Regions from separate parts of the Homo sapiens genome. Here region 2 is linked to region 1. A link is a loop called in an ENCODE intact Hi-C map of the cell type or tissue named here. Cell type or tissue: CD4-positive, alpha-beta T cell. All regions are shown on one strand. Links, peaks and the distances in the headings refer to the core of each region. The heading gives the core; the rest is flanking DNA. Region 1 overlaps CDK6 (cyclin dependent kinase 6). Region 2 overlaps CDK6 (cyclin dependent kinase 6).

Region 1 (17,112 bases), core at 4,486-12,485:
CCAGGGTCAAAGCTACTTCCTTAGATTGTGACCATCTTAAGAACAAAAAGTATCTAATCCAGTGTGAAATATAATGGTTCATACCTAGTACCATTAACTAATTAAAAACAGAAAGGAAAGACTGCAAATTTTTGATGATGAAGAAACCAAAGGTTCCCTGAAACTCTCAGTTTGAACCAAGGTCATTCGATATCATTAGCCAGAGTGTGGCTGAAAAGAGAAACCAGGAAGTGCTGAGTCATCGTGAGCATATGCAACATCCTCGTCAGCACTTCTGGTGCCAGATTCAAAGGTATGCGTACTTCCTTTGACCTGCTACTCTTCCATCCTTTTCTCAGTAACGCAGGGTAGGTCATGGAAAGCTAACTGCCACCAAGTTGAGAAGCAGCATGAACCCTAACAAATAACACTACTTAACACTGTCAATTCTATATGCTGGTCTCTAGATATGGCTATGAAAATAGATTGTTTGAAAATATATATGCGTGTGTATGTGTGTGTATATGTATATCATTTACTATCTGTCAGAATTAAGCCATTATACCTCTAGTTTCCAGTAAGTCAAGATAGCTTCCTCTTCAAATAAACAGCATGCCTTTGTCAGCATGCAGTTTATGTGCATTTAATTTGCCAAGCAGGTCTTACTAAAACAGTCAAATCCAAATGACCTTTGCATGACTGAAACACTTGTAGTATTAGGTAGAAAAACTATATAATAGGGGAAATAACACCCTGGAGTCAAAAGGCTTGTGGTCTAGTCCTGACTCTGCCAGCAGACAGTTGACCTTGAGCAAGTCATTTACGTTGTCTGTTTCTTTATCTGCAAGACGGGAATAACAATCCTCCCCCAGTCTCCCTCACTGCTGCTGTGAACGTAATTATATTAACAGCACTTAAGAAGTAGACAACTGTCATGACGAAAAGAAGTGATGAATTCATTACATATTTTTTAAAAAACAAAACTTCAGTCTCAGGCTAGCTTCTATGCATTTTATTAGAAACATACAATAATTTTACTGGATTTGAATGTTTAAGTTGTCACCCAGGTTGGAAGTGACATAAGAAGATAAACAGTAATAGTAAGTAGATGGGCAGAATTCAATAGTAAAGGGCTATATAAATATACTTCAAAAAAAGCAATTATAGGCCGGGTGCAGTGGCTCACGCCTGTAATCCCAGCACTTTGGGAGGCTGAGGTGGGCGGATCACGAGGTCAAGAGATTGAGACCATCCTAGCCAACATGGCGAAACCCCATCTAAAAATACAACAATTAGCTGGGCATGGTGGTGCGTGCCTGTAGTCCCAGCTACTCAGGAGGGTGAGGCAGGAGAATTGCTTGAACCCAGGAGGCGGAGGTTGCAGTGAGCCGAGATCGCGCCCGGTGACAGAATGAGAACCCCCCCAGCGCCAAAGAAAAAAAAAGGCAATTATATAGGAGAAATATCAAAATAATACTTTATTGAGAGAAAGAAAATTTGAAGTAACATAAATAATCAGTACCCAGCATTTTCTCATAGAATTTCCACAGGTCTCCAGCATTGCTTTCTGCAGTATTTTACTCATTGGACATTCTTCAGCTATATAAATAAGCATTGTGAACGAGCCTGGGATTCAACTACAGTTATAATGTTGTATCTACTAGAAATCCTGAGTGCTCAAACCCCAATGTAGCAGGGTACTTTAGGCAAACATCGTTTTAGTCCCTTCACCATCCTTGTACACTGAGACACGTGGCTGAAAATATTTACGCCCTCCTTACCGTGTGTAAAAACAAAATGAAAAGATTCTTTCTTGGCCTTTGACTCTCAGAAGGAAGAACAAACTGGGGTGGCTTCGAGTGAACAGTCTTGAGATTAAATGTGGAAATAATTATAGCACTTGAAGATGGCAGAAGGTGGCATTCAAGATGACAGTGTAACTCCATCTAATAGCAACCATTTGTTGAACAGCTCCTATGTCCGTAGTACCTATGCCTTGCCCTTGCAACTACTACCTGATATAATGTCACACTTAACCAGAGAAAAAGTAGGCAGACTTGAGAGATTCCTAATGGACTTAATCATTTTGTCCAAGAGAATGAGAGATGCACATAATATTAGAATTTGAAGATTTTGTCAAGTTCTGCCACCAATCCTATTAACAAAACCACCCCCCTACAAAATATTCTGAAGGAGAGGAATAAGTAAGGCAACTAAGTACTTGACAAGTATCAAACACTTAAAAGGGCGAGGCGCAGCAGCTCATGTCTGTAATCCCAGCACTTTGGGAGGCTAAGGCTGGAGGATCATGAGGTCAGGAGTTCGAGATCAGCCTGACCAACACTGTGAAACCCTGTCTCTACTAAAAATACAAAAATTAGCTATGTGCCTGTAATCCCAGCTACTCAGGAGGCTGAGGCAGGAGAATCGCTTGAACTTGGGAGGTGGAGATTGCAATCAGCCAAGATGGTGCCATTGCACTCTGGCCTGAGCAACAGAGTGAGACTCCAACTCAAAAAAACAAAACAAAACAAAACAAAACACTTAAAAGGTACCTAACTTCAGAGACATCACTTAATATGTGTCCTAATTTTACAAATGAAGACATTGAAGCTTAGAGGTAGGAAGCATAATGGGGTTAAGACACATAGTCATGTGGCAGAACTGGAATGTGAACCCACATTTGACCTCCTCTCTTAGGTAATCAATAATATCCAATAATCAATAAGTAATAGTGTTTGTTATTTCTGAGGCCCATGTGTAGCTTCAGACTTTTAATTTAAATTTTCTCATTCAATTTTTTTTTTTTTTGAGACAGGGTCTTGCTCTGTCTCCCAGGTTGGGGTCAAGTGGTGTGATCATGGCTCACTGCAGCCTCAAACTCCTAGGCTCAAGCCTTGATCTTCCCACCTCAGCCTCCAGAGTAGCCGGGACCAGAGGTGAGTGCCACTATACCTGGCTAAATTTTAGGAAATATTTTTTGTAGAAATGAGGTCTCACTACGTTGCCCAGGCTGGTCTCAAATTCCTGGCCTCAAGCAATCCTCCCACCTCAGCCTCCCAAGGTGCTGGGATTACACACATGAGCCACTGTGCCTGGCCCACACTCAAACTTTTTAAGATGACAGCACAGTACCTTTCACAAGGATATCATATATTGAATTACTGAGCTGTGGTTCAAAAGTTTGTTCATGGTTTACCGTACAGACATTAACCACTGCTCAATCATTTCTAAAAACATATATAAAGTTGATGCCAATTCACAATCACCAGAATTTATTTTTAATTGTCATACTAATTTGGTGATCAGACCCTCTTCTATGTCAGAAACAAAGGGCATATATGTGAGTTGACTGCAGCCTTCTGACAAGGAGCAATTTTCTTCTAAGTAAGTTACAACTAAATTCCCAGCCTTGGTCTGTACACCCATGATCTAACAACTTTTTTTGCCTTTCTCAACAGTGGCCAAGAAAATATATGCAATTCATAGTAATTCATGATTTGGGATTTTATTTCTATGTAAAATGGGATAATTTTTAAGGACCCTGAAGTCCTTTAAATCACAAATCACTTTAGGGTAGCAGTCTATTCCTGCCAGAATTCGTTTACTGGAATTACAAAGTAAATAACCGTGAAAAGAAGATGGAGGTGAAAATCAAGGTTGTAGAGAATTTGAGAGGGAAACAGAAAGGGAATCATACTGCTTGCTTTTAAAAAAAAAATGCACCAAAGCTTTCTTCATTCAAGCAGTTGGTTTTGTTCCCTAACTGGTCCCCCACATATCTAAGTGCAATGAGTACATTCCCAACTCCTACTGCCAAGTTAAAATGAAAACGTTCTCAGTCTAGAAATGATTGAGGTGGTTTTCTTTAATCAAATTAGAGCAGCCAAATGTTCCTTTCAAAGGTAACTGTCTACTCTGCAGCTGTATGCAAACTACCACATCAAATGTGAGGGAAAAAATAGCGATAGAATTGTGTCCTTACAGTACAGAGCTAGCTGCAGAGATGGAGAAACAAAAGCATTTGTACAGTTAAGAATTACATTCACAGTGAGCTTCCAGAAATATGCTGACTTCACAAACTGTGAACAATGTATTGAAACTTCCAGTACATAATTAGCTATTTTGGGGAGGGGAGGAACATGGGGGGAAATGCCCCCTTAAAAACGGCTAAGCAGCAATAGATACCTTGAGTCATTTACCCTCCCAACCAAAGTTTCTCAATGAGAAACATTAAAAGACTGGCTGAGACTTCATAGGAAAAAAAAGTCTCATAGACCTTGCTTTTTCACTTCCTGTCTCCATCAAAAACACACCACAGTGAGTAAACTTGAGTATCCCGCAAGCTTCAATTAAGCTTGTAATGATTCATTTGCATGCAGAATTTATTCTTTTAAATAATCAGACATGGGAATTTCCTGCAAAGAATTAATTCATAGTGGGCTTATTTTTTCAGTTTGTTTCCCTTAAGAAAAATCAATTGGCTAACATTCCCAATATGATGTCAAATTAGCTTTTCTATGTTACAATTTATATCAGCTGTTGGTTTCAGGGATGGTATATCAACAGTATGAAAACCTAGAAGATGACAATGAATTTATATAGCCAGGTGCAATCAGCAACAGAAGAATGAAACAATGTTCTTTCTTCAATTATGGATCCTCTCCAGATGGTTATACTGTCCTCTAAATTAAGGAATGTGGAATAAATAGGGGAAAAGTATATCTCATGTGATCCCAATATTTCTCCAGAGCAGCTGTTCTTAAACTTTTTTGCTTCTGGTGAAATTAGCAGACAACTTCCTTGGTTCACATGCCCTTTGACATTACCCAAATTTAAGAACTGCTGCATAACAAAAACTTCCCGCAGGTAATAAGCAATTCTTGGGCTGCAGCCCTTCTGCTCCCAACCAGGAAAGCAAACTGAATTGCAAAAAAAAAAAAAAAAAAAAGACATTTTGATTATTCAAAAATTTATTTTAAGAAGTGTAATCAGACTTCCAGTTCAAAATGGTGGACCTATCACAAATATTTGCCTCCATTCTTTCTCAGTAAAAGAAATAAACCCATAATTACAAAAGGGCGTCCCACATACACAAAAAGGAGAGAATTTAGTAAATTTGCTGGGTGACTGAAAATAAACAGAAATAAGGTGATGGAAGAAGTCACCAAAGAGATAGTAGTCTCCAAAGTGAAGAACATATAATCAGGAGATGTATTAAGAAAATATCTTCTATTTTTAGGTATTTTGTACCCCTTCATTTCAAAATCATTATTTTTATTAAATATATAATAATATATCTGTATATGTACATAATTTTTATAATTCAGTGAATATCAGTGACATGCTCAAATATTTTTACTAGAAGGGAGGCCACTGCCCTAGAACAAGCCATGAGGGCACCGTGGAGGAAGCAGAAGCTGGACTACGAGTCAACAGGTGCAATGGAAAAAGGGAGGAAGAAGGGCAGCCATTTTCTTCCCACATTCAGGGGAGTCAACTAAATGTCTGTATATAGGGTAACTGCACCAGTTAGCATTCCTATTGCCATCCCTGTACCTAAGATCTTGGAGTAAACCATTTCTTATTGTGACATTTGAGAGTTTTTCCACATCCTGACAGCCATTTTTCCAGCCACCCAAAAGTAAAGCCTGTGAAGCATACTCCCATCCCAAGATTCCTATGCCAAACAAGTCTCCCAAAAATTTTACTCAGAAATGAGAGCCAGCAGGGAGGAAAAGATCCTATTTAATAGTCTTACTAGCTAACCAGTCTTTATAAAAACTAATGGACATACAAGGCAGTAAGGGAGCAAGAAGGTCCAGACTTCTTACCTGCCAGAAACAACTAGAAACTAGATAAACATATGAAACAACTGCTTTCAGATATTGGACTATAGGTAGTAGAGGACTGTGATCCCTGAGAGAGGGGAAGCAAATGAGGTGAGCCCTAGATTGCCCTAGCTTTCTGTTTGGAGGCAATTTCCAGACCACAGGTACAGGAAGGAGGAACCTCAGAGTTCTGTAAATTCTGTAGTCTTGCCCAGCTGGGTAGGCAGAGATCAGAGTTGAGAAGACAAGGAGGCCAAAGTGGCTAAAATTTGGAAGACACAATACTGAAGAAGAGCTCCAGAAATCTACATGGGGTCTATTGAGTCCCTGGCTGAATATTAAGCTACACATGTGGAACTGCATGAAGTCAAGAAAGGTCAGCTTCTGAGAAAAGATCACCAAGGAGTTGTAAGATGAATGATTCCAGAGCTCACAGAGGGCAGAAAATGTTTCAAACTCCTTACCAGCCAAAGAAGAGAGACTACAAAAGAGTAATGTCTTAGTAGGGCTAAACTAGCCTGGAAGCAAAGCCTACATACACTAGATCCTCTCCCCAACAACAAAAGAGACAAACTAAAAATAAGCCTTGGAAGTATAAAACTGAACCACACATAACTTTACTGCCTGCCAGAACAAAATCCAATTCTCTTTAAAGGAGTAGAACAAAATCCAGCAGTTGACAATGTCATAGTCACAATGTTTGGCATCCAATAACACATTATTAGACATGCAGCCATACAGAACATGACCCATAAGCAGGAGAAAAATCAGTCAATAGAAATAGACTCAGAAATGACAGAACTTATGGAATAGCAGACAAAGAAATTAAATAAACTATTATAAACACTACAAAAATGCCCAAGGCCTTAAAGGAAAACATGGACACAGTGAGGAGAAAATTGGAAATATATAAATAAAAAATCAAATGGAACAAGTACCAAGATAAGCTATATGTTGGACCAAAGCAAGTGTTACTATCTTTAAAAAGTATTAGAATCATACAGAATTGTTCTCTGATCACAACAGAATTAGACAGAAAGAAATTAGAAAAATCCCTTACATGTTTGGAAATTTAAGAATCCATGGATTAAAGAATATATAACTAAAAATGGCTTAAAATAACCCAAATTGAATGAAAATTAAGCCACAACATATTCAAATTTGTGGGAAGATGCATATATTTGAAGATCCAAGCTTCTATTTTAAGAAGCTAAAACTAAGAACAAATTAAACCCAATGTAAGTAGGAAAAGAAGATAAAAACAAAATAAGTATCAAGAGACCACAGACAAACAGAAGTGAAAATTAATGAAACAAAAAACTGGATTATCATCAATAAAACTGACAAAACTCTATCTGTATGTCAAGATAAAAAGAGGAAAATGCAAATTACCAATATCAGGAATAAAAGAGTGGACATCACTACATATTCTACAGACATTAAAAAAGATAAGGAGTTAAAGAATCTATACCAATAAACTACCACCCCCCCAAAAAAACCCTAGGATAGACAAATCCCTTGAAAAATACAAAATTATAAAAGGTGATCTAACCTATAAGGTCTCATATCTATTAAGAAAATATAATTTGTAGTTAATAACCTACTCAAAAATAAATGCTAGGCCCAGATGACTTCATTAGTAAATTCTGTTAAATGTTTAAGAAAGAAAGAATGCCAATCCTACACAAAATCTTTCAGAAAATAGAAGAGGAAGAAACACTTCTCAACTCGTTTTATGAAGCCAGCATTACCTCAGAACAAAAATCAGAGTTATTATAAAAAAAATTATAGGCCAATATCATTCATGAATATTCTTAACAAAATTTTAGCAATATATAAAAAGGCTACATCATGACCAAGTAGGGTTTATCCCAGGAATGTGAGCTTGGTTTAACTTTCAAAATTCAATCAGTATAATTCACAGCACAATAACAGAGTTTTTAAAAAAATAATCAATTCAATTCTTCAGAAAAAACACTGACAAAATTCAGTACCCAATCATGAAAAACTCTCTAAGCAAACTAGGAATATAAGGGAACTTCATCAATCTGATAAAGGACACCTAGGAAAACTTACAGCTAACATCATACTTTAGGGCAAAAGTCTGAATAGTTTTCTCCTTATTATTGGGAACAAGCCAAAAACATCTGCTCTCACCACTTTTATTTGACATTTTTCTAGAGGTTCTAGCCAGGGCAAAAAAAGAAAGGAAAAGAAATAAAAGACATATATATATATAGGGGGGAAAGTACAACTGTCTATTCTCAGATGATGTGTCTGTGTATGTAAAAAAACTAAAATTTACAAAGAAGCTACCAGACTAATAAGGGAGTTTTTCAGATCACAAGACACAAGGTCACTATACAAAAAAGACTATAGCTCTCAATGACAAACACTTAAAAAGAAAAAACAATGCCTTTTACAATAACATCCAAAAACATTAAATGCAAAGAGATAAATTTAATAAAATGCAAGCAAGGGCATTACACTAAAAGCTACAAAACTCTGATGAGAGAAATTAAAGACCTAAATAAATGAAGAGATACACCATGTTCGTGATCAGAAGTCAGTGTCAATATCTATGCCTTCGCCCTAATTAATAGAGATTAAATGCTATCCCAATAGGAGAATTTTTGTGTTAACTAACAAGCTGACTCTAAAATTTATATGAAAATACAAAAGAAGAGCAACAACAATTTTGAAAAACAAGAACAAAGCTGGAAAATGTATACTACCTGATTAAGACCTATACATTATAGTAATCAAAGTATGACATTGGCAAAAGGATAGATATATAGATCAATGCAAAAGAACAAAGAGTCTAAAAACAGGCCCAAATGTATATGCTCAACTAATGTTTAGCAAAGCTGCCAAGGTAATTCAAAATGAAGAAAGCAAAGTATTTTCAATAAATGGTGCGGAAATAGCTGGATATCCATACAGGAAAAATGAACCTGAACTCTTAGCTCAAGCCAAACACAAAGACTTGACTTGAATGCATCACAAATCTAAAATAAAAGCAAAAACTATAAAATTCTAGAAGAAAACATAGGAAAAATCCTATATGCCCTGGAGGTAAACAAATATTTATTAGATAGGATACAAAAAAGCATAAGCTATCAAAGAAAAAAAAAGATGAATTGGACTTAGGTTAAATTAAAATATTCTGTTTGACATAAAGCATTAAGGAAATGAAAAGGTAAGCCAAAGACCTGAAGAAAATATTTGTAATCCATGTAGCTGACAAAAGACTGCTCAAGAACTCTTACAATACAATAAGATAACTCAATTTTAAAAAACGGTCAATTTGAACAGAAACTTCCCAACAGAAGGTATCAGAATGGTCAATAGCCAAATGAAAAGATATTCAACAACATTAGTCATCAAGTAAATGCAAATTAAAATCACAATGTGTTATTAGTTCACACTCACTATAGAATGACTAAAAATAAAAAGATTGACAGTCCCAAGTGTTCAGGAGGGTGCAAATCAAATGGAACCTTTATACACTAGCACTGGAAATGGAACAACCAGTTTGGAGAAGTTTGACAATTTCTTAAAAATTAAATACACAATTGCCATACCAGTCAGCAATCTACCTGTAGGTATTTACCATACAAATGAAGCATATGTCATATCAATACAAAGACCTGTACACAAATATTCACAACAGCCTTATTTATAACAGCCCTAAACTGGAAACAACAGAAATGATCATCAGCAGGTGAATGAATAAACAAATTGTGGTAAATCCATATAATGGAAAATGAACTACTCAAACAGTCAACAACATAAATGAATCTCAAAAACACTATCAATGAAAGCCAGATATAATAGAACATAATACTCTTTGATACTGTGTATATGAAACTCTAGAAAGGACAAATCTATAATGACAGAAAGAAGATTAGGTTGGCAGGGGTCCTGGTAGAGGGAGGAGATTCACTGCAAAGGGCCCTGTGGGATAATGCGAGTATTTTAGATATTGATTGTGGTGGTGGTTAGTAGGTGAATAAATTTGTCGAAACTCATAAAAAGCACACACTTAAAATGGGTGTATTTTACTGTATAAAAATTATACCTTTAGCTCGTTTTGACTTTAAAAAAGCCAAAGGATATTCAAAGATCACCAGGCATTTAAAAAATTCAGCCACAGGAAAAACAAAAAAGTTAACCAAAAAAACTAAACACTGACAGAAACAGAGATAATGTGGAGGACTTTAAAAAAATTCACAGTAATTCAAAGAAATATTACAGAAAACCAGAGGAGGATGCTTTAAAAACCAACAAGTGGAGAACAAAAAATGATGTTTTGAAGTTAAAAATATTAATTACTGAGAGTAAATTCAGTAGACATTTGGAAAATAATATAGAAGTTTCTTTAGAATACAAAGCAAAAACCAGAGAAAAGAGATGAATTAGAAAAAAGATTAAAAGAAGAGACACAGAGATCCCAACTGCAAGATCAAATATCTGACTAACAGAAGAACCTTGTAAAGAGAATAGAACAAATGATGAAGAAGCAGCCATTAAAAAAAATAAAACGAAGCAAATCTGCACTTAGAAAGATTCCACAGAATGCCCAGCAAATTAAATGGTGGCGGGAAACCCACCATATGTAGACACATAGTATTTCTGGAGAACACAGATTGTGATAAAGGCAAACATGGCAAGAAAAAATAAAAAGGCAATTAGAAACTCCAGGAAAAACAAAATGATACAAGAAAGTCATGGCCTGAATAAAAAGTACACGAAAATAGGGCATATTTTAAACAAGTGATGCAGAATAAGGAAAGAGAATCCAGATGTCTGTTTTTACAAAAGAAGGACTCCATCAGCTTCATAGGGTTATAATGTTGAACCTGGAGAGAAGGAAACATAAGGGCTGAATATTTGGCCTAGCACTGAACTCTCTCTATATAGTCAGAAGAATGTAAGCACTGTTTACCAGTGTTCAACTTGCAAGGGTCAACCTTTAGAAAAGCAGGGAAGCCTCTGTTGCAGTACGGAACAGAATGCAAATAAACAATTTTAGCAAAGTAGCTGATAGAAATTGTGATGTTAAAGGGAGAACATAAGTGGAAGAAAGGTTACGGGGATAAAATATTCTCCTCTTACTAAATGGAGAATCAAGAGATACTGCCCAAAGTGAAAGTATGAAAAATTGAAGTTTAGGGATATTATTTAAAATTATTATATGAAATAAAAATATCCCTATCTCACAGAAAGCGAAGGAAATACACAGTAATATTAACAAGGTAAGTCCTCATTTTTCAGAGTAGAAAGTCAATAGATATTACTGAAGTTTAAATATCAAGAACTAGAGCAACAGCATATTATCTAAATTTATGGAGACCATAAACAGAAGCACCAAAAACAGACAGTGAAAAGAAGCTGTATCTGAGTACTGGGAATAGGAATAGCTGTATCTGAGAACTGGGGCAGGAGCTTTGCCTTTTTATCATAAGCCCTTTCATACTATTTAGTATTAGTATTAATGTCATGATTACAAAAAAGCTGGGGGTGGGGGGGTGGAAATTCTTTAACATTCCTTCCATTAAGAGGTGGTGTATGTCTCTACCTCTTGAATCTCTGGGGCTTTGAACTCAAATATAAACAACAAAACGTGGCATAATTAACACTGCTTGTTCTCAGGGACACCAACTTTTAAAGCCATGAGCCAACATGTACATTCAACTATTCTGAAGCTTTGATGCTGAAAGGGAAGCCCAGGCCACCTGGTGTAGGTCAGTGTAGGTGCTCTGCTCAAAAACCTGAGTTCAGATCCCAGCCTTCGCCAACCAACTTGCATGAACCACCAGGCTTGAAAGTGAAGACGCCTAGAATAATCAAACTACCAGTTTTTGAGTAATTTCCAGCTAATGTCCCAGACATCTTGGAACAGAGATATGCCATTCTCACTGTGCTCTGTCTGAATTCCCCACCTGCTAAATTCATGAATATAAGATAATGGTTGTTTTAAGCCCCTACATGTTGGAGTAATTTACTACAAGCAATATTAACCAGAAAAATTGCTTTAATAGAAAAATGTAATTATTTTAAACAAAAAACTGCAAATAACTCTCCTCACCTGCAAACTTTGGTACTCTACTTTATTAACAACTTCCTTGAAACATATCTGACAACTGACTGGGAACACCACAATTTTTTTTCTTTTCTATTCTATTACTCACTCCCTCTCTTCATTCCTTCTTTCCCTTTCTTTTCCTTAATTCTTTCATTACTATATATATTGTATAAATTATGTTATATATATAATTAGTTTATTGCTATGTAATAATATATTAGTATTATCAGTGATGTCACAACCCATTACGTGATCACAATCAGCTGTTCTAAGCAGAGGAGGAAGGTGCTTGGAATGGTAGCCCCAAACAGAAGTAATGGGACAAGGTTCATAATGGGACTGGCCACTTGGGCTTCACTGCTTATAAAGGCAGTGATAGCCATTTATACAAGGCTCTTTAGGGGAATGCATGTCAATATTTTAATATGACATACATATTACATGGACATCCCTACTTGTAAGGACAGCTATGGCCATTAATATAAGGCTCTTTAGGGAAATATAAAATATGACTCTTTAGAAGTCATATTTTAATATAACTAATTTTACAGTAAAACAAAAATGAGCAGTCACAGCCCAGAGAATCTTAAACCATGTTCACAAACTTCCATCAAAACATGTAAATTCAATCTGCAAAAACTGATATGATGATTTAAAATATCACTAAAATATCAATATTATTGGCATAAAATTATGTTCGTAATTTAATGAAAACAGTAGTGGATGAATTAGCTTAGAAAGGGTATATCTCATTGTCCAATCTACTTGCCAATCATTACATTATTAAATAACTCCTAATTCCCAGGTCAGAATCCAATTTACTACCTATTAGAGACTACATAATTTTGAAGAGTTTTAAATGCAATACTGAGTGAATAGAAAAATAAAATATCTAATAAATTGTAGTGTTAATTTACATTTTTACTGTCAATAAAGTTGCTGTGAAAACAGTAATCTTGAGTCATGGCTTAACTATTTATTCACTCAGTCATTTACTCAATTGATATTTACTAGGAACTGTTCTGGATGCTGGAGATAATGCGTGAGCAAAACAAAAATTTTTGCCCTCAGGGAGCCTATATTCTAATGGGAAGCTGACATTCAACATTAATTCATACAACTATTCAACAGGTAATTGAGTGCTAGGCACACGGGGCAATGCAAAAATGATTAAAATAAGGTGCCCAAGAAAAAGCAGACAGCAATGCCATTTTATTTTTGCAGAATTGTAAGAATGATAATCTGAGTTTACTCGTTCCATAAGCACTGGTTTGAGGGTTTTCTAAATATGGCAGAATTTTCATCTACTTTCAGATCACCAGGTTTCAGAGTTTGAAGTTTATCAAGAAACTTCAGATCTACTCACTATCCCAAGTTCTCTTACTGTTTTTTCTATTTTCTCTCTCATTGCTACCTTAACTTAGCTTATCTTCTACCACCGTCTTCCCTTCTTTTAATGAGCATGTTGTCCTTTCAGATACATAAATACAACTCCAGACCATTTTCTATTTGCCTAATGATGGATTCACCTCTTACTTTTATCAACTAAAGTGAAAAAAAAAAAAACCAAACCTATACCATCTTTCCTAAACAAAGATGTTTCTCTTGACTCATCTCAAAAGTCTAGTTTTTCTAGGATTGGATTGGTACCACCGAGTCAGTCACATTCATACAGCTCTCCTTGAAATCAGTTCCATCACTTTGAGTCAGTCAATACTTGAGTAGTAATGTCTGTGAAACAGACTTCTTCCCTTCACAAAACTTTAGCTGAGAACCAAGTGGCATCAGTTCTCATCTAATCAGCTAGAAGTTAAATAGCCACTGATTAAGTTTCATGGGCTTAAAATAATTTGTAAGAATTAGCAGAATGTTACCACTCTTCTTTTGAGTCTTAATATGTAAAAAAAAAAAAAAAAAAAAAAAAAAAAGTCATTTCAAAGAAGCTATGTTCTCCCAGGTCAAGGGAACTTACATAATTTGAATGTATTTCATTCATGATCAGCACTGGGAGTCCCTTCTAGCCCCAATCTCCAAACCTGTCTCTTGGTTTCTCAAGGTTCAACAAGAAAATATCCCATTTTAACCCAAGATTATTTAATAACTTTTTAAAGTGATTCTACATGGTTGAAATGTATACTATATCAGCTAAAACTCCCAACTTGAAACGACTCAGACAGTCTCTTGGGTTCTTCTAAAAAGTTTTAAAATGTACTGGTCTGAGTAAACTAAACTTTTAAACTAAAGTTTAAAAGTCTACCCTTGAAATGCAAAGATGTCTTTTTTCAGAAAAAGTTTTTATTATTTGTAGAGACAGGGTCTCCCTATGTTGCCCAGTCTGGTCTCTAACTTCTAGGCTCAAGCAATCTTCCCATCCTAGCCTTCCAAAGTGCTAGAATTACAGGTGTGAGCCACTGTGCCTGGCCTTCTTTTGTTTTTCTTGCTCTGCTGCTGGAAAGGTGTGAGAGTTAATGTTCCTAACATTATACTTTGAACCTTCTAAAAATAAAAGTATTTTAGGATAAATGAATGTTTTTTTTTAATCATTAGGAACACCTACCACAGAAATTATGAGATTACTTTGCAATAAAAGGAAGCAAAGGAAAAAAAAAAAGCAAATTCACTAAAGATTAGTGCCCCTAAAAAAGAACTGCTTCATTGCTGTGAATAGAACTCTTAACGATTTAAACAGAGGACACAGAACAAAATTTTAAATGTCATAAGTCAGTCACGCCATAGGAACAGCCTCAGAAAATAAACAAGCAGAAATTCCAAAGTATGACAAAAATGAATAATTCTCTTTGAGATTTTGAAATTAAAAAATAAAAGAAAGAAAGAACAAGCAAAGAATCCAACTCCTCTTTGGGTTAATTTGAATAGTCAAATACAGAAGAAATCATCAAGCTCCCATCAGTTTTGACAATGTGTTCTCAGCAGCATTTGGTCCACAGATACTCTCACAATAAACCCATTAATAAACAGGAAAGACCACTGGGTAAACACGACACCAATATCCAATACCCAAATGAAAGATTATTTTTTACTTTAATTACTATAAACTCAATACACATCTTTTCAGAAGTACCTAGCTCCATTCATACTTTCACAACGTGAGGTGGAATGAAAGTGCTACCAATCAGTAATACAGATATCTGTGTACATGTCAGTTTCTTCCAGGAAATTATAAACTACTTGAAAGCAGGAATTCATTTTGTTAATAATACCTTATATTTGTATAATATTGGATCTTTGTATACATAATTTCATTTGATCAGAGTAAACCACTAAGGTCTAAAGAGCAGTAGTAATTTCTATTTTTATTGTGGGGATATGGCAGCCAAGAGACATGAGGAATTTACCCTAGGTTACTCAACTATTAAATAATAAGCAGAGGAATCAGGATAAGAATCAGTTTTCTGACTCCTAGCCCACAAGCAGGAACATTTGAAAAACTTATTATGGAAAATTTCAAACATATATAAATGCAGAGAGACTAGTACAATAAAACTCCACAGTTTCAACAGTGATCAACTCATAGTTCATTCTTATTGCATCTCTACCCCATTGTGAAACAAATTGCAGACCACATACCATTTTTTGGGTAAACATTTCAATATGCACTTTTTGTGACTACTGCCTTAATCCCATTTAACAAAGCGTTGAATATAACAGATACTCATAAATACTTGCTGAATGCCAGAGACCTCACCTGTATTTTCAGACATGATTACTCATTTCTAACTAAAAAAAATTAAATTCTGAATTTCTAAATGGCGCATATTCTGTCATTTAGAAATACTTATTCAGGGTTACAAGACACCAGACATCATGCTAAATGCTTGGGATACTGCAAGGAACAAGACAACACAGTCCCTTCTTTCAAGAATCTTGTACTCCACTGTTCTGCATGCACATGCGTGCACACACACACACACACACACACACCCCAACCATATGTGTCTTAAGAAACTGGAATGAATTCAAACTGGAAGTATACTTCTTAATTAAACCTACCAGTTTGTCAAGATGGAATCCAAATTCTCTGTACACAAATTATGAAGAGGAGTAGAAGACAAGGCTCAAATGAAATTCAGAATCATCATCTTTTATAGAAATTATTAGGAAGGTTTTACCTAATTCTGCTAACAGGTTTTCCACTATTGAAAGCCAAAGAAATTAAAATTAATGGGAAAAATAAAAGAACTCAAGCAATTGATCAAAATGTATTTATAATACCTTACTTTCTTACATTTGAAATGTTCAAATCATTTTCAGCTTTTGCTGAATGTATGCTCATTTCCTAATGTTAATGTCTTCTTTGCAGTATATAAATTAAGTCCAAAGTTGCACAGTTAACTATAAGAATGAATTATACTTAAACTTTCATATAAACTATGTAGATTGGAGTAAGACAAAAATGAAACTTCCTTTTTTCAGTATTTCCTAAATTATTTCCCAGGAATCCCAATAAGTGTAATCCAATATGCAGATCCGTTCTCCCTCCTTGACACTCCTTAGTATTAACATTATTTCACATGATAGAAATAATTCATATGGTGTCTTCCTTTATAACTGGACCCCTTTTCAATGATTTCACTCACTTGTTACGTATTCACCTTATATCCAATGGATACAGGATATAAACGAATGTAATCACAAGACACTCTCTGCCTTAAAGAGCTTACAAATAGGGTGTGAAAGAGTAGAGAGTCAGAAGAGGGCTGTCATGGGAGTTAACATTCCATCTTACATAACAGAAATAATATAAGGGGACAGATACAAGCTAAGTGCCATAAAGGAGGTCCAAAGTTACCAGGACTCAAAGGAAGCAGAAATGTTATCCAAATCGAGGTATTAAGGAATACAGAACAAAGAAAGTGACATTTGAGGTTGGCCCTGAAGGATAAGCAGAATTTCAACAGGTGGAGAGTGGTGCAGGAGAGGTACCAAGTGCACATTCAGAGATCTGTTCAAATTAAAGTAATAGAGGTGGATGGCAAGAAATCCATTAGGGCAAATGGAGTAGTCCATCTGTCTGTAGGATACATGTTAACAAATACAGAGGAAGAACATGAGAATATCCTGTCAAAGCCAAAGCAAGTACAATATTGAAGATAAAAAATGCATAGTCAGGAAAAGTTTAAATATGAGTAAGTATTTGAAGACTCTTACTAAATAGACTTCACATGTGTATGCCTTACAGTTAATACCCACAGA
Region 2 (17,112 bases), core at 3,301-11,300, 86 kb before region 1:
TGGCAAAAAGAAACAGGGTATCATAACTGTTATTTTTTGCCAAAACAGGGCCGTTGGGTTCGCTCTTTCTATTCAGGGTTATATGAGCCTTCACCTGGCATGGCGGTGCTCTACGTTCATGCATCATCCAAGTTCACTGTGAATTTGATTTCTTCTTTACAGCTGGCACCATAGCTTCAGATGAGTGCATTAACAAACCTGTGTAGGCACTCTGTTTCTCAAAACCATGATGCTGCAGACAGGTCAACGTTGCTCGTGCTCTTTCTTCCCTGACCTTGAGCTGTGTGTTCCCTAGGCATTGTACATACAGCTCTGAAAACAGTGGTTATGGCAGAAAGCATTTGGAAACTTGTAACTGATTCCTGTCCAGTGGCTAAGATGCAACAGGCTATTTCTGCAATGGATCCTGTCCACAACAAGCCCAGGCTGGATGTGACTGTAGCTGTAAGCAGAATGCTTTCTGCCTACCCACTGCCATATAAAAATGGGCAAAGACATTCTATCCACCAACTAGTCATGGGCAGTACTAACATTAGAGACATGGAAGAGGGACAGACTGTCATTCAAAATAGGAAAAATAAGTTTAATAAAAGGACAGCACTCTCTCACTCACCACTGAGGTTAGAGCCATCTGGAAACTATAGATGCGGGCAAGGCCGAAGTCAGCGAGTTTTATTTGTCCGCTGCTGGTCACCAGAATGTTCTGTGGTTTTAGATCGCGATGCACTACTCGGTGTGAATGAAGAAAGTCCAGACCTCGGAGAAGCTGAAACATCATATCCTAATAAAATTAAAAAAAGAAAATCAGTAAACACTCAAAACGGAAGTTGAGCATTTGCTATGCTGGACGCCGAATCCTTAGCATTTTGTGGCTGCTTGGCATGCGGCAGGCATTTGACAGGTATTGGCTGAATGAGTGAATTGTCTCCCTTCCTGCCTTTCCACTCCCACACTTTCAAGAACACTGCAAAAAATTTCACTCTCAACCTGTATTTTATTAATGAAAGGACAATTTTAAAATAGTTTTTGATGGAATAGGAAACATTCTGGAAGGATATCTGCCAAACTGGTTTCAGTGGCTCATGCTGGGGAGAGGAAGGAGGAGGTCGTGAGGGGACACTTTTTGCTTCTCTATTGTTTAATGTGCCATTTCAACAATTAAAATCCAGTGAATAATAATATTGTTATTAATGGTGATTATTATTTTATAGCACCTAGTACTAAACACTCACTATATATCAAGCACTATTCTAAGCATTGTCCACTTAGTAAATAATTTAATCCACACCACAACATTTAGGTAAATAATATCATTACACCATTTTACAGGTCAAGAAACTGATACACAGATGTAGGCTACTAATTAGCCCAAAGTCATACTAGCAAGAGAGTGCTGATTAACTGTTTGTTTTTTTTTAAACAGGATCTTGCTCTGTTGCCCAGGCTGGAGTGCAGTGCTGTGATCACGGCTCCCTGCAGACTTGACTTCCTTGGCTCAAGAGATCCTCCTGCCTCAGCCTCCCAAGTAGCTGGGACCACAGGTGCATGCCACCATGCTAGGCTAATGTTTTTAGTTTTTGCAGAGATGCGATCTCACTATGTTGCCCAGGCTGGTCTCAAACTCTTGGGCTCAAGCTATTCTCCTGCCTCAGCCTCCCAAAGTGCTGGGATTACAGGTGTGAGCCACCATGCCCAGTCTTAATCAACTGTTTTAGAATATTAACAGAGTCTTGATTTAAACTAGGGTCTGGAAAACCTCGATTCAAATCTCCAATGTATTCCTTTATCAAATCAATGAACAAATGAATACGTAAAATAAGGCAAGCCATTTAACCTCTCTAAGGCTTAGTTTCCCTGTCTGTAAAATGGGACAGTAACAAAGCCCACTTTATCATAGGATCATTGTAAAGCACTTAGCACCATAGTTAATATTCAGTAAATGGCAGCGCTTATTACTGTTATTATTAACCAGTATGGAGGAGCGGATCATTCAGGATATAAACCAATATCAGATCTTTTTCTAATTTTAGGACCAATACAAATATACACAAGATTTAATACTCAGGGACAGTGTCTGAAGGTAGGAACTAAGACATTGGCCATGATGTCATAATCCTCTGAAATGTGTGGAAATTAAGAGTGACCTACTCCCCTGACCCAAATATTATAAGAATGGTGTATACAAGGGAGGATGGAGCTGTTTTGTTAATACAAGGGTTAGAAAAATGACTGGGTACCACCATGGATTTCAGAGCTGGAAGGGGCTGTGAGGATACACTTATCATTGGCCGGACCACTGAATCCTCTCATCGAGAACAGTATATTTGGTTACTGGTTTATGGTTTTGGTTCTTCCTTTAGAGTTCGGAGTTCTGTCTTTATATTTTAGCTTGTTCAAAACCAAAGCCTTAGTTTTTCCTTTTATAAAGTGGAGAAAGTAGCGATTACTTTTCCTACTATTAAGGGGGCTAAATGAAGTAATGTATGCCAAGTGCTTGTACAGTTTCTGGCATATGGTAAGCACTTGACAAACAGTAATTATTAGGATGATTATTGCCAAGATAAGTGTCCTGATTTCTGGGGGAGACTGATTCACAAACAACTAAAAGAAAACATGACCACTGCTACAAGGTCGGTGTGAACAAAGCACTTAGAGGGGGTATGCAGTGATCTAGAATCATTTCTGAGATCCCCCTGAGTGAATATTCTGAACTGGCAGGGGTGACCTTCTAAGCTTCCCAAAACCCTGGAGAAGACTGCATTGGGGAGGAAAAGCCCTTCAAGACTTGAGAAGCACTGCAGGTCCAATAAGTTGTAATGAATAAACAGGAGTGTGAAAATGTAGCACAAAATGTTCAAGGAACATTTTGGCAAATAAGTCTTTATTGGAAACACATGCACACAACTTGTAAGCACTGAATTTTAAAAAGCATGACTAACCTAAAGTAATGTCCTGTTGGCTCATCATCTTTAGCCTCTATACAGTTAAGTGTCACTCATTTAAAACAGTATAAAGAATAAATCTGTTTGGTTCATGCTGCAGTGTTCAAACAACTTTAGCAGCCAATTAGCAGTATACAAATTTAAAAACATGCACATCGTTTTTATTTGTGTTATAACACACACTATGTTTTTCTTAATTATAAAATTGCTAAGATGTATAGATGCATGCTTAATGCAGAAACTAATAAAATGTTTTAAGAATCCAGAGAAGAAGAAAAATCACTAAAAAATTCCACTACTTGGAGAACAGAGAAAACTTCACTGTTAATATAACTTTTTTTGTGTCTTTTTAGTCTGTCTTTTAAAAATTACGTATTTTATTATATTTGGATGTATAAGTATATTTAAGTAAAAGTGGTTATTATTCTGTACACATTATTTTGTAGCTCTTTTAAAAACATGTAACAATTCATTATCAACATTTTGCCACTAATAAAATTCTGCAATATGACTTTTTTTATACAATGAGATTTTTAATGGCTGCATGGTTTTTCACCCTGGGACATGCCATAATTATTATTATTCAGTTTTAGTTGTGTTACTTTGGCACTTATACTACAGGTCTAGTTCTTGTTTGTTTAAAGGTAGAGTAGATTAAAAGGGCTTGTTAATATCATACCAAAGCATGGGTTAGGCAGTATGAATCCACATGACTGCACTAACGTTGATTCCATGTGTATGATGCCTATAGATGTAAGTTGGTTCTACATAAGAATGACCATTCTTTAGATTTTATTAGGCTACTTAAATTTTTTTTTTGTTTAGCAAATGGCTTTTCTTTTAAATCTCCAATATCTAGACACAATTGGAATTCTGAACCAATGAACACTGAGTTAACGACTTAAAAAACAAAATCTTGCCCAACATCTCATGACCTTCAGTAATTCAACCACGAGTTAGGTTGTTGGGCATTGTGAACCTGTAATAAGCATGACTGGGGAACCCCTCTCAGTCTTTAGCCAACCTTTATTGCAATACCTAATTTCAAAGGTGAAGTACATTCAGCTACGTCAGGAACTCTGGTCCCAAATAATCATAAGATATAGTCCCAATTCCAGAGGATTATATAAATAAATAAATTACAACATTAAATGAGGTAAGAAAAAAACACCTTTCCTACAGAATCACAAGAAGTGTTTTCATCAAAGACATTTCAAAGGACTCTCTACGTAAGCTTATGATCTGTTCTATCTCAGTTTATAGTATCGTGAGGCATACTCTTAAATTAGCTCAAGATTTTAATCTAAATTATTCTGTACCATATATGACTCAAATATTTCACAGTAACCCTAGTGATGCAATGCAATGAAACTACAGATACCACCAATTAAGGCTCTTTCAGTTAAACGCAGGTTTAAAAGTTTCCCTTTTTATGTTATACGGCACAGTCTGGTATAAAAAGTTTGAACATTTAGTCATACTTATGATAAACAGTCACTTGGGACCCTCACTCTATCTTTTTAAAACATGCGACTCGCAAGCATGTTTCAACAGGACACCATTGTGGAATGAAGTCTGGCTCCGAGAGATCTTAGGTGGGGCTTTATCTTGGCAATGCCCCTAAAAAGACTCTGGACCTTTCTGAATACAAGAAATCCTTGAAGTCTTGTAATTGTTTCTCTTAGGTGTTCCAGAGCTCTAATCCTCTTATTTAAAATCAAGACAAACAAGCAAACTAAAAAACGACTTCAGGCTTTTCTAATGGGAAAAGGTTGATCATGGGGCCTTCTTTTCTTTTTCTTTTCTTTTTAGAGGCAGGGTCTTGCTCTGCCACCCAGGCTGGAGTGCAGTGGTGCCATCATATCATAGCTCACTGCAACCTCTAATTCCTAGGTTCAAACAATACTCCTGAGTAGCTGGGACTACAGGTGTGTGTTACCATGCCTGGCTACTTTTTAAACTTTTTGTAGAGACAGGGTCTTGCTATGTTGCCCAGGCTGGTCTTGAATTCCTGGCCTCGAGCCATGAATCCTTCCGCCTTGGCCTCCCAAAGTGCTGCAATTACAGGTGTGAGCCACTGCACCTGGCCTGGGCCTTATTTTCTCATTACAAGAAAGTATGATTATTTCCAAAAGACACTAAAAACACCCAAGTCATATCATAAGTCACAGAATGACAACTTTAAATAGACAATTCTGGATATAGGGATATATCTTGTGATATATTCACATCCTCAAAGTTTTAGCACCAAAAATGTATAATCCTCAGTTTATTTAAAAATTAAAAACAGGACATATCCAACTTGTAGGCAAAGATAATCTATTTTTCTCCTTATACTCTGTAAACCTCAGTCTTTTCAAATTTGTTATTCAAGTTTTCACAGAACTCTCTCCATAGTGGTTTGTCTGTTTCCTATGAAGTGTGTTAGAGGAGGCCACAGACTAAAATGTATCACATATAACAAAGGTTTTTTAACACTAAACCAATAAGAACATGTTGAATTAAGGTGAGGGTTACGATTATAGCAACAGAGGGAAAGGTCACCTGAGCCTGCATATAACTTCTCTCGCATGTCTCCCCATGTACCCCTCCCCTCAGTCCTTGACAGCCACCATTCTATTTTCTGTTTCTATGAATCTGACAACTCTACATACCTCATACATGTGGAATCACACTGGATTTGTCTTTTTGTGAGTGGCTCGCCTCAGTTAACATAGTTCCTTTAAGGTTCATTCATGTTGTGGTGTGTATCATAATTTCCTTCCTCTTTAAGGTTAAATAATATTCCATTGTATGTATATATGACATTTTGTTTATCTGGTGATCCATAGATGGGCACCTCAGTAGTTTCCACTTTTTGGCTGCTGTGAATATTGCTGCTATGAACACAGGTGTAGAATGATCTCTTTGTGACTCTGCTTTCAATTTTTTTGGATATATACTCAGAAGTGGAATTGCTGGATCTATTCCCAGAATGTTTTAAAACCATGGTTCTCCCATAAAATGTGGTATATTGTTGCTACCTAAGCAATGAAATAGTGACTAACAGCATCGTGTTAAGGTCCTAAAGCGTTAGCCAAGTGGCTTGATTCACTCCTTGGAGATTCCACCCACTTTTGTCTGCATTCTGGGAGAATCTACACTGCAGGTCCCCACATCAAGCTTGCTGTATGTATACAGCTTCTACTCTATTTCAAAACCTGACAGGGTTCCCGTGTGCTTTCATTGATCAATTTGCAATGAGCAATGAACAATGAGCTTCAAAGGCTGTTTATAAACAGGTCTCCCCTACTTCTCACTGTGGTCCTCAGGAGGACCCAAAGAATGCTTCATCCAAAATCACAAAGAACAAGACAAACAAATTCTGAGAAACCAAGAGGAGGGTTCAAGAGGATTCCTTAAAACTTCCATATCACCTGGAAAGTTGTAATGGGTGAATTCAAAGCAAGCCATTAACTGGCAAGCTAAAAGAGTCACACATGAGCTTTGTTCCACAGCAAAGCATAGTCCAGCAATGCCATAGTACCCGTCTCTTTGCCACTGTGCATGATGAGTCAGGCACACATCACCTCGAGGCCCCTCAGGAGAAACAAAGGCATGGGCCCTAAATGGAAACACTGGCTTCTAATTTTTACTGCTTCTAGGCAACTGGATAAAAGTGTAATAAAGTGGCATTGCATGTAAATTTTAATAATCAAATATGTATTCTGAAATGAGAACAGAACCCACTTTTTATTCATTCCTGGAAGTGATGATAATGCTGAGAAGGTAAAGAATCAGTCTCAACTAACTGGAAATAAAAAAAAAAAAGATAATAAGTCATTTCCACCAAGCCTGAAAATGTTGGTGTTTGAGGAACAATGTAATGACTTAAATGAACAACATGAAAGAATAAATCATTACCTCATCATAATGGCTATTTTTAACCCACTGTGGAAAATCATCAGGAACTGAAACTGCAAATATGCAATGCTAAACATAATTTCTTCAGAGCAGGAGATAAAAATCAGCACTGGGTAAAGAAGTAAGAAAACATGAAGCCCAAGTTCCTAGGTTGTTGGGTAATGACCCAAGTGGCTATCATTCTATACACATTGTTTTGTGAGGCTTTTAAAAACATTTTACAATGTGCTGTGAATATTTCCCCATTTCAACACACACTTTTCTATAATGAAATTTTAGGCCAGGTGTGGTGGCCCACACCTGTAATCCTAGCACTTTGGGTGGCTGAGGTGGGAGGATCACTTGAGACCAGGAGTTTGAGACCAGCCTGGACAACACAGGGAGACCCTGTCTCTACAAAAAACAAAAAATTAGTTGGGCATGGTGGCTCATGCCTGTGGACCCAGCTACTCGGGAGGCCTAGGTGGGAAGATCACTTGAGCCTGGGAGGTTGAGGCTGCAGTGAGCCGTGATTGCACCACTGCACCCCAGCCTGGGCGACAGCTCTCAAAAACAGAAGAAGAAATTTTAATAAGCTTTCTAATGGCTGCAATTGGACAAAATACTTTCTTATCTTTCCACATTCTTCCTCTCAATTCCCTCTTTTGAGAATTTTCCCCTCACTCTGTACTTCCTTCCTCTTCAAATGAGGTAATGCTTAGAGGAGCTGGTTTTCCACAAGAGTAGAACAGATAATTATTTGTGTGATATAGAAGATACTGCTGGTTGTCAGCCATGAAGACCTGGTCCAGGCCAATGAAGGCAATCACATTTCCTTTTGCTAGGAATTGATCCAGGGATGAACATGACACCCAGTCCTGTATGGGCAAATTGGCTAGAGAGTTTCAGGAAGCATTTTCCTCCTTGATAAGAGGTGCACAGTAGAATGCTCTCTGCTGTACTTCCTCATCTCCCATTCCTCACCCACGTCTTATACTGAATGCTACCGAGCTGTAGCAACCATCTTGAAACATCATCTGTACACATAAAAGGCCAGAGTGTAAACAGGGAAAGAGTCTGGGTCTTTGATGACATCAATGAATAGCTGCATCAACTTTAGGGCTGTCTGCCTCCAGCCTTGTAGTTATGTATATAATAATGCCCTTATCTGGATCCACTTTTCATTGAGTGTTCTGTAATTTGCAGCTGAAAATTATTCTAACAAATCTAACTTAATTAAAATTATATTAACTTAAATATGTTATGAACATTATCTTTCATTTATAGCCACCATGATTCACCCCAGGGTGAGGTACAGACCCAATGGGGCCTGTACCAACATTCTTTTCCTGTTGGCAATCATCCCTTTCAGGTGGTTATCCTTTTCTCTTTGAGGTGTGTACCTCCTTCCATTAATGTTTATAATATCGCCTTTGCCATCACTATCATTTACTGTCAACTCTCTATATTCCCCAGGAACCATGGCTCATCCTGTTTACCCCACACTCAACGTCTTCCTGCAGGACTCCAACATCACTAGGATGCCCAGCTAATATTAGCTTCAGAACTTTGACTTCTTTAACCTCATCCCATTTTTGCCATCTACATAATACTCATGCAGATGGTTAGTCTCTGTTTTCTAAATGGAATGCGAATGCATACAATTTTGTAACTGTCTTTTTCACATCATGCTGTATACTGAACTCATTTGCATGTAGATCTATTGGCAATGTAGATCTACAGCTTAATTTTTAATGGTTCTATATTTTTCTATTTTTATTTATATTCTATGATTAGCAAAAGGGTTTAAGCAGTCATTAAATTACCCACCAATTTTAAATGCCACTATTTCTCATGTTCTAAATTACTTGAAGTTATTTTCTGGACTTTTGCTCTTTGTTTCTGGCTCTGTTTAGAGTACCTCTCTCCTTTAATTATTAAATATTTAGAGTAAATTTTAACATCTGCAGGGAAAGTTTTCTCTTTCCACTCTTTATAAAACATTCCTGAATATTTTTTGAAAATAAAAATATGTATTTATTTATTTTTAGAGGCTGGTCTATGTTACCCAGGTTGGCCTCAAATTCCTGGCCTCAAGTTATTTTCCCACCTCAGCCTGCCAAGTAGCTGGGACTACAGGTGTGCACCATCGTGTCTGGCATTCTTGGATATTCTTATATGTTATGATTATGAACTGACTTCAGAATCATTTTATTGAGTGCCCACACCTTCCAAAAATCCTTTTAGTATTTTCAATGATTTTTAAAAATTGATAAATTGATTTGGGGATAACAGATACCTTTACAATATTGAGTCTTTCCTTTTCTTCATTTACTCAAGTCTTGTTCTGGGCTCCTCAGTAAAGTCGTGTCTTTTTAAATACAATTCCTACACCTCTGAGGCTCCCACTATAGCGGGTCTGGTCCGCCTTCTCCTTCCTCACATATACCATTACCTAGCCTTTCCCCACTGATCTCAGTCCTCAAATCCATCTTGTACTCTCTGTCTAGACTGAACCCTTAAAAGTGTAAACCTGATCCTATCAGATAATTCTCCTGCTTCAGCCCCCTCAGCCAAAGCCCACCTAGCTCTCTGGCCCTGCCTCCTGGTACTCTGTGGATTTCTGCCATCTTTACTCATTTACTGCCCCATGGCCCCAACTCCTGGCAGGGTCCTGCTTAAATTGCTCTTCCTCTAGATTTATTGGCCTCCCACCACATTGTACTAATGGGTGTCAATAAATGCTCAATGAGTTTTCATAAAGAAGTGAGGGCCCAAACAAAACTAAAAATGACCATGAAATCTATGAAGGCCATTAGCTTAAAAAGAACTCACTGACTCCTTTTAGGAGGAATGCGATAAAACTCCAGGGGAATCAGAAAGAGCAGGTTTGGATTACGGGATAGGGACAAAAGAGGCATGGCATATAAATCAGTATTCGTACCTTTTAGCCATTAAAACATGTTCATATGTGTTGAGACTTTGGGCTCATTATTTTAGAAATATAAAACTCCCATGACTATAATGAACACTGACACACTGAACAAAAACAATGAAGGATGCTTCCTATCTTACCATCTCTTTCAGAAGCAACTTGCCCAGGGGTCAAGAGACATGGATTTCAGCACATTGTTCCACAGCTTGGGGTAGGACTAGCTTAAGTACCTTATCCTCTCCCATCTCTAAGAGAAGTATTCCACAGATCAAATCACTTTGCCTGAGTCTTCACTTGGATGCAGAATTGGACTATTGGCCAAATCCCCTAATACTACTTTAATTTCATATGATCATATCAGAGTTTCTCAAAGTACAGTCTCTTACTCCAGTGTTACTAAGTTCCGTTCAACTCAGCCACTAGTCAGTTGATTAAGCAAGTTCCACCTTCCTTCTTATCATTTTTGTAATAGTACAGATTTTTTATTTCATTTTTTACTTTTGTCAACTTTTATTTTAGAATCGGGGGTATATGTGCAGGTTTGTTATAAAGGTATATTTCATACCTTTGTATGTCTAAGGGTGTAAATGATTCCATCACCCAGGTAGTGAGCACAGTATCCAATAGGTAGTTTTTCAGCTCTTCCCCGCTCCTCTAGTAGTCCCCAGTGTCTATGAAGTCCCAATTTTTTGGAGCCTCAGGTTTTCACTTATAAAAACCAGAATAAATCCTGCCCTGCCTCTGTCATAGAACTGTGGAGAGAACCTAGACATTTGATTATTTTATATTATAGATTTGATTTGTTTTTTAAACTGCCAAGCGCTATCCAGCTAGATTGCAAATTCCTTGAGGAACAGGAATGCAATGCATCTTTATATTCTCCAAGAATCGAACAAGGCACGTTATACATAGAAATCTTTTGGTTTTACTTGATTGGATGAATCACCCAATAGTCTATAGATATGCATTAAGATGAATTATAGTGACCTTTGCTCTTGGTTTTGTGTACAGGAGTTATAGAACATTCTCACCGATTAAACTGATTCCTGAGTCTTTCTTTAGCAAAAAAGCCATAATCCTGCATTGTGGCTTATTGGTTATTCACTAAGAATTTACTGACTGCTTGCCAAGTGGAGGCATAAAAGTATTAAAAAAGTTTCTTTTGGGTACGTATAAACCTAAGTGAGTCACTTAGACATGAGATGTAAATTTCCATTTTTGAAGGCAGTATGATTTAAAAGAAAGAGCACTGGGTTTTGAGCTAAAAGCTTTGGATCCAAATTTGTACTTGCAAGTTAGATAATCTAAGACAAGTCACTTGCAACTTTCGTGGGCCTTGCTTTTCACATCTATTTTTGAGAAAATGACCCCACAAAAAGATTTAAACAAGATATATTATAGATTATGTAATATATATTTATATATGATTATGTGTATTATGGTTATATATATGACATAGGATATTATGCTTAAGCACTTTATTTATTGTAAAGTTCATACACATAATAAATTGCTACCACTTATTCAAAAGAACTATGAAGTCCCTACTATGTGTAAGGCATTGTGTCAGGTGATGCTACACGGAAGCACCTGAATAGAGTGTCCCAAGGAGCTCTTACTCTAGCAGGGAGAAAAGAATATGTACCTACATACTTCATGTCAGTATGTGCCAAGGACCACAAATGGCACAAGAGCGCTAGGCACTGAGTAAGCACCAAGGAGGGAGCAGCATCTAAGCCAATCTGGGAGGAAGGCTGGTATTAGTTTTGGTGTGGGGAAGCATCTGTCATGGAGGACACTAATAGAGGAGGAGGAAGTGCTTACGTGTTTGTACACCAGCTATAGCTCCAGCAGGCAGGGTCCTAAAGAGGGCACACTGCTAAATGGGACCACACTGCAAAGGGATTTATTGCTGGTGGACACAGGGAGTCTATAGTGTTTTATCTTATATTCAGTGGGTAAGTAGTAAAAATGTGTAAAACCATGGCATGTTATTATTGACATTTTAGCATACATAATGGATGGGAGGTGGTGTAAGGAGGCTATGATACTATTCTGAACATATGATAGAGAAGGTCTAAATTAGAATATTGAAACAAAAAGCAAGGGGAAAAGCAATTCAAGAGACAAATGTGATATATTAATATTTGTTCTCACAGTTCAATTTTAATGGCCCATCTTTGGAGAGCTCCGCTACATTTCCAGGTTGCACACTGTGTGATCTTGGGCCTGTTATTTAATCTTCCCTCCGCTAGCATCTAACCTTCGTTTCTTCATCTGTAAAATGGGGACAACACTTTCTTGTAGGGTGGCTACAAGAACTAAAAATAATGTGTAAACCTCCCAGTTTGGGTAAACAATGTGTAAACCTCCCAGTTTGGGTAATGGGTTCAGCACTGGTGCCACTAAATGAAGATGAGGCTGTGATAATACTATAAGTTCAGATCCACTGAATTTTCCCCAGTTAGTATGTGGATAGCCTTCTATCTTCCCTAACACTCTATTAAGATCAACAAACACAACTTATAATATAATCCTTAAAATATCTGTTGTTTTAATTAAATCAAATGTTATGTGGTCTGTTCTTAATTTTGAAAGTCTAGGTCCTTAGAAATTATCTGTTATTATTCATTGAATGTATTACATGTTTCATTTTGTAAATGACCCAACTTGCTAAAATGGTTTTAAGTTGCTTTTTCCCTATACCTGGACAGATTTTTCTGTAGGCCTCTCTGACTATTGAGATTTCCCGAAACTGTCCTTAGGTGCTTTTTATAGGATAATAACCGGATACTATAAGCATGAAATATACCATTTTACTTAATCAACATATATATTCTGAAGCTACTACCAAAACGGGAAAAACATTACAAATGAACTTTCTTACATAGTTAACTCTGGTTGCTTTCTCAACTTAACAAATAAGAACTAGAATTTGTGACATTATTTCCTTATGTTATCCATTAATGCTGAACTGTGTGCATTCCAATACAGAGAGGGGGAGAGGAGCAAACAAGGACTCTGAAAAGAACACTTAGCTTCATTTGGTCAAAAAATGGTCTTTACAAGGGTTTTTATTATGGGTCATAAAACATGCTTACCACAATGTACCTCCTTGAAAAAGAAAAGAAACCCTTGTAGTGGTGAGAAACTGAAAACAACACACTGAAAGTCCTTGTGCCTCCTTCCCATAAACACATCTGTGCATATTATCTGTTTTGGGTAGAGTTGCACGCACAGCTGCTTATGGGGACTCCATAGAGGTGGGACTTCAACATTTTTTATTTTGTGTTGTTGCAAGGACTGACTTTTTAAACTGAAGTCAGTTATGATAGAGGTAGCCAATGTATCTCCAGTGGAAGGAGGACCATGTACTCCTCACTAACAACTTCTTCAATCTGCTGGAGGAAGAGGATCTGGGTGGTCACAACTAGTCAGGAAAAGCATGGAGGTGCAGAGGAAGGGGGATCTTCAGGCCAAATGGAACTGAAGAGCTACCCACCAAGGCAAAACTGAGAACTGGGTTAACGATCTAATGACTCTTACAAAGAAGAATTTATCCAGCTAATGTTAAAATTGGTATCACAGGCCAGCACAGTGGCTCACGTCTGTAATCCCAGCACTTTGGGAGGCCATGGCAGGCAGATCATCTGAGATCAGGAGTTTGAGACTAGCCTGACCAACATGGTAAAATCCTGTCTCTACTAAAAACACAAAATTAGCTGGGCATGGTGGTGCATGCCTGTAATCCCAGCTACTAGGGAGGCTGAGGCAGGAGACTCGCTTGAACCCTGGAGGTGGAGGTTGCAGTGAGCCAAGACCGGCCACTGCACTCCAGCCTGGGCAACAAGGGCAAAACTCCATCTCCGAAAAAAAAAAAAAAAATTGGTATTACAATAGGAATTGCCCAGGGAAACATGGGCATCCCTATAGATGGGAAACTCTTAGTGTTCAGCATAATAGAGTACAGGTATCCAAGTTTTTGCATTGCAAATACAATTTATGTATTCAGTGCTACTCTGATTTAGGGATACCCCTGTCTAAAATGTCTTGAACTAGTTGTTTTCTTAAACGTGCGCCTCTTGCCTTCAAACTTTTCCTGGCCCACCTAAAACCCCCAGTCAGCTTTTGGTATTATTCTTTTTCCAGGCACCAAAAATTGGCTTCCACTTTTTCTTATACTGGTCCTCTAAGGCCTAATCTCAGAACAATTTGCACATCTCTACAATTAGGACTGCTGAGAGAAAATGTTCATAACAAGTCTGAAGTGGTTGCACATCATGGTCTCTAACTTCATCTGGGCTTTCGGTACTGCCTTCTCTGGGTCTCTAGTAAGCTCCCTTTGCTATTGTCTATAATGGCTACCAAAAACATTCACCATTTGTTTGTGTTTCCATAATTACCTTTGCAATTATACTTCTCAAGACTGTCTTAAATTTTAAATTCTGCCTCCACCCCTCATCTCCCATTCATTTGTGGCTTCAACATTTAGTCACATTCTGAGGCATCCCCAGTCATAAGGCAGCTGGGGCTGCTCTCCCAAGCTCCAGATGTGCAAACTTCTGCATGTGCAAATGTACACATGCTTCCTGCTATGTTTTTTAGAATAGTCCCTGGTAACTGTAATCTCCATCTGTTCCAAAATAATAATACAGTTTCTTTACTCCCACCAAAACCTGTCCTTCCATCTGTATTTCTTATCTGGTATAATGGTACCACCATCCACCCAAATGATCAATTCAGAAATCTGACAGACATTTTAGATTCTTTCTCTCCTCCCAAACACATATCTAACAAGTCACGAAATCATGGTAATTATAGTTCCTACATTACCTTTCAAATAAGCCCTTCTCTCCCATCTCCATGGCCCTTGCCAAGTAGTCAGTATCTCTTGCCTGGATTACTACAATGGTGTTCCGACACAAAGAACTCCTGTCTTTAGATTTTTGCATCTTTAATCTTTTCTCCACTGCACTAAGTGGTATTTATTTATTTATTTTTTTGAGACAGGATCTCACTCTGTTGCCCAGGCTGGATGGAGTGCAGTGGTGAAGCTCACTGCAGCTTCAAACTCCTGGGCACAAGCAATGCTCCTTCCTCAGCCTCCTGAGTAGCTGGGACTATAGGCACATGCCACTATGCTCAGCTAATGTTTTATTTTTATTTTTGTAGAGACAGAGTCTTGCTATGTTGCCCAGGCTGGTCTAAACACCTGGGCTCAAGTAACTCTTCTGTCTTGGCCTCCCACAGCACTGGGATTACAGGTGTGAGCCACCATGCCTAGCCCTAAGTGATATTCCTAAAAGGTAAATCTGAGTCATGCAGAAGTCCCCCACTGTTCACTATAAGACAAAGGTAAAACTTAGATTGTTACCTAAAGCACTTTAACGTCTGCTTCCTAACTATCTCTGGATTAATTTCCAGCTGTTCCTACATCCCTGTTACTATGCTCTGAGGGTAACATGCTCTATTATATCTCTGTTCTGTTGCAATGCTATTTGCTTTTCCTGGAATGCTTGCTCCATTGTCCTATCCCCCGATATACACACATCTTCCAACATACACATCTTGTCTGTCTGGCTCCTTTCAACTTGTCTTTCAAGGCTTACTTTAAGTAACTTTTGGCCACATCCTGGGCAATTCTCCTTACAGGCACAGGTTATGTGCCCGCCTCGTATAATCTCACAATGCTCTGAGCATAGTTCTGGCACAGAACTTATTCCACTTTACTCTAACTGTAATGTCACCCTCCCTAGATTACAGCCTCCTGATGCTAAGAAAGTAACTGGAAATGGGGGTGGGATGAGAAAAATAAAGAAGCATCCTAGGCATTTTACATACATTATTTTTTTCCCAGGTACTCTGCATACATTATTTCATTTATTTTTCTCAGCAACCCCTTGAATAAATTCATATTCATTTACTCATTCTACATTTGTATCATGAGCCAACTTGTGTGGCAGGCTGGAGAACAAGGATGCCTTGTCTCATGGAGCGAACAGTGAAGGCGGGAAACCGAATTTGAGAAGCCAGAAAGGTGCCTAACACACACAAGGCCCATATCATCAGAAACCTAAGCTCCTCCTCACCTCGTGCCCAGGTACACGTGGCCCCTCTGCAACTCCTCAAGTCTCCAGCCTCAGGCACTAAGTATGAAAGGAATGACCCAATGCTGCTTTAAAAATATGCTACAACCTTGTAATTCAACTTCTAGGAATTCAGGCTACAAAACCAACAAGTTTACAATGAGTCAATACAAAGACATTCAGTGCTGTTTTGCTTGAAAGAGTAAAAAAATGAAGACAGCTAAAATATCCACAATTAGAGGAATAGTTAAATAAACGATGATGTGTCTCTCTGTATAATATCAAGCAGCAATTAGAAAGAACATGGGTAATTCTGACATGTAAACTAGATAAATCGACAGAGAAAGGAGTAAGGCTTAGAGTGATATATACAGCTTGATTCTATTCTGACAAAACAAGAGATATATGTACAGGTTTATGTATGTGTGGCTATGTTTGCATTAGGATGGCCAGATAAAACGTAGGACACTAAGGTAAATTTGCATTTCTGATAAACAACAAATACTTTTTTAGTTTAAGTGTGTCCCATGCAATATGTGGGACATATTTAAATAAAAAATCATTTGTTGTTTCTTCGAAATTCAAGTTTAACTGAATGTCCTTATTTTATTTGCTAAATCTGGCAATTTTAGTCTGAATATATATAAAAATGTTTGGAAAGAGATATAGCTACAGTTAAAGATTGCTACCTCTGTCAGGTGTTGAAAATGGTAGGATTATGGGTGATTTTTACTTTTTGGATTCTCCTGAATTTACCAGTTAAAATTATACATATATATTAATGTTTCTTTTAATCAACCCTACTTTTTAAGTTAGTAGCCAGCAGTCTTTAGAAAATAAAAAAATGTAGTAAGTCTCTGGTAAAATTTGTGAAATAAATCCTCTAAGGACCATTAAAAAAATATTCCACAGAAACAGACGGCATAGTACTTCAGAGTTTTCTAAGTAATGGCACATAACTTTCTAAATTATAAACAGCACTGTTTTATGTCCTCAACAGACTATAGCTACTCGAAGATAGTAAGTACAAGTTATTCAGGGTTTTTTGTTTTGTTTTGTTTTTCTTAACTGCCACTTCCTGACAGATTCTAGGGAAGAATAGGTGCTCAATAAGTTTTATGCTTTTAATATTTAAAGCATAAAATTATTGGAAAAGTAAAAGCTAGAAGTGGTGCTGACAGACAATAAAATGAACCATTTTAGAGACAAACAATGATACAAATAAGTACTGGGTTGTTTTTAAGATTTACTCAGTTTGTTTAAAATA

Evidence for each region. A loop is a pair of places that touch in the nucleus more often than their neighbours do. Peaks named below come from ENCODE experiments on the same cell type or tissue, not always from the same donor. Only the 100,000 strongest peaks of a DNase experiment are listed, where the experiment ranks them.
Region 2: a loop joins it to region 1, with 1.8 times the contacts of the local background. A loop is called at or near these places in 4 of 110 quality-filtered maps.

The regions. Positions count from the first base shown.
Region 1 is chr7:92,809,646-92,826,757 of GRCh38, forward strand. All of the region lies in intron 2 of CDK6 (cyclin dependent kinase 6), which reads right to left. Among named protein-coding and RNA genes, the nearest start is that of CDK6-AS1, 18 kb to the right of the region's middle. RefSeq lists enhancers at 1-936, 165-309, 425-534 and a cis regulatory region at 232-242. In CD4-positive, alpha-beta T cell, for the core only: no CTCF peak of the experiment used is centred there; no DNase peak of the experiment used is centred there.
Region 2 is chr7:92,725,013-92,742,124 of GRCh38, forward strand. It overlaps CDK6 (cyclin dependent kinase 6), which reads right to left. Exons shown (of 8, transcript NM_001145306.2): 4 at 614-781. Among named protein-coding and RNA genes, the nearest start is that of CDK6-AS1, 100 kb to the right of the region's middle. RefSeq lists enhancers at 12,823-12,892, 13,093-13,242. In CD4-positive, alpha-beta T cell, for the core only: no CTCF peak of the experiment used is centred there; a DNase peak (open chromatin) is centred at 6,869.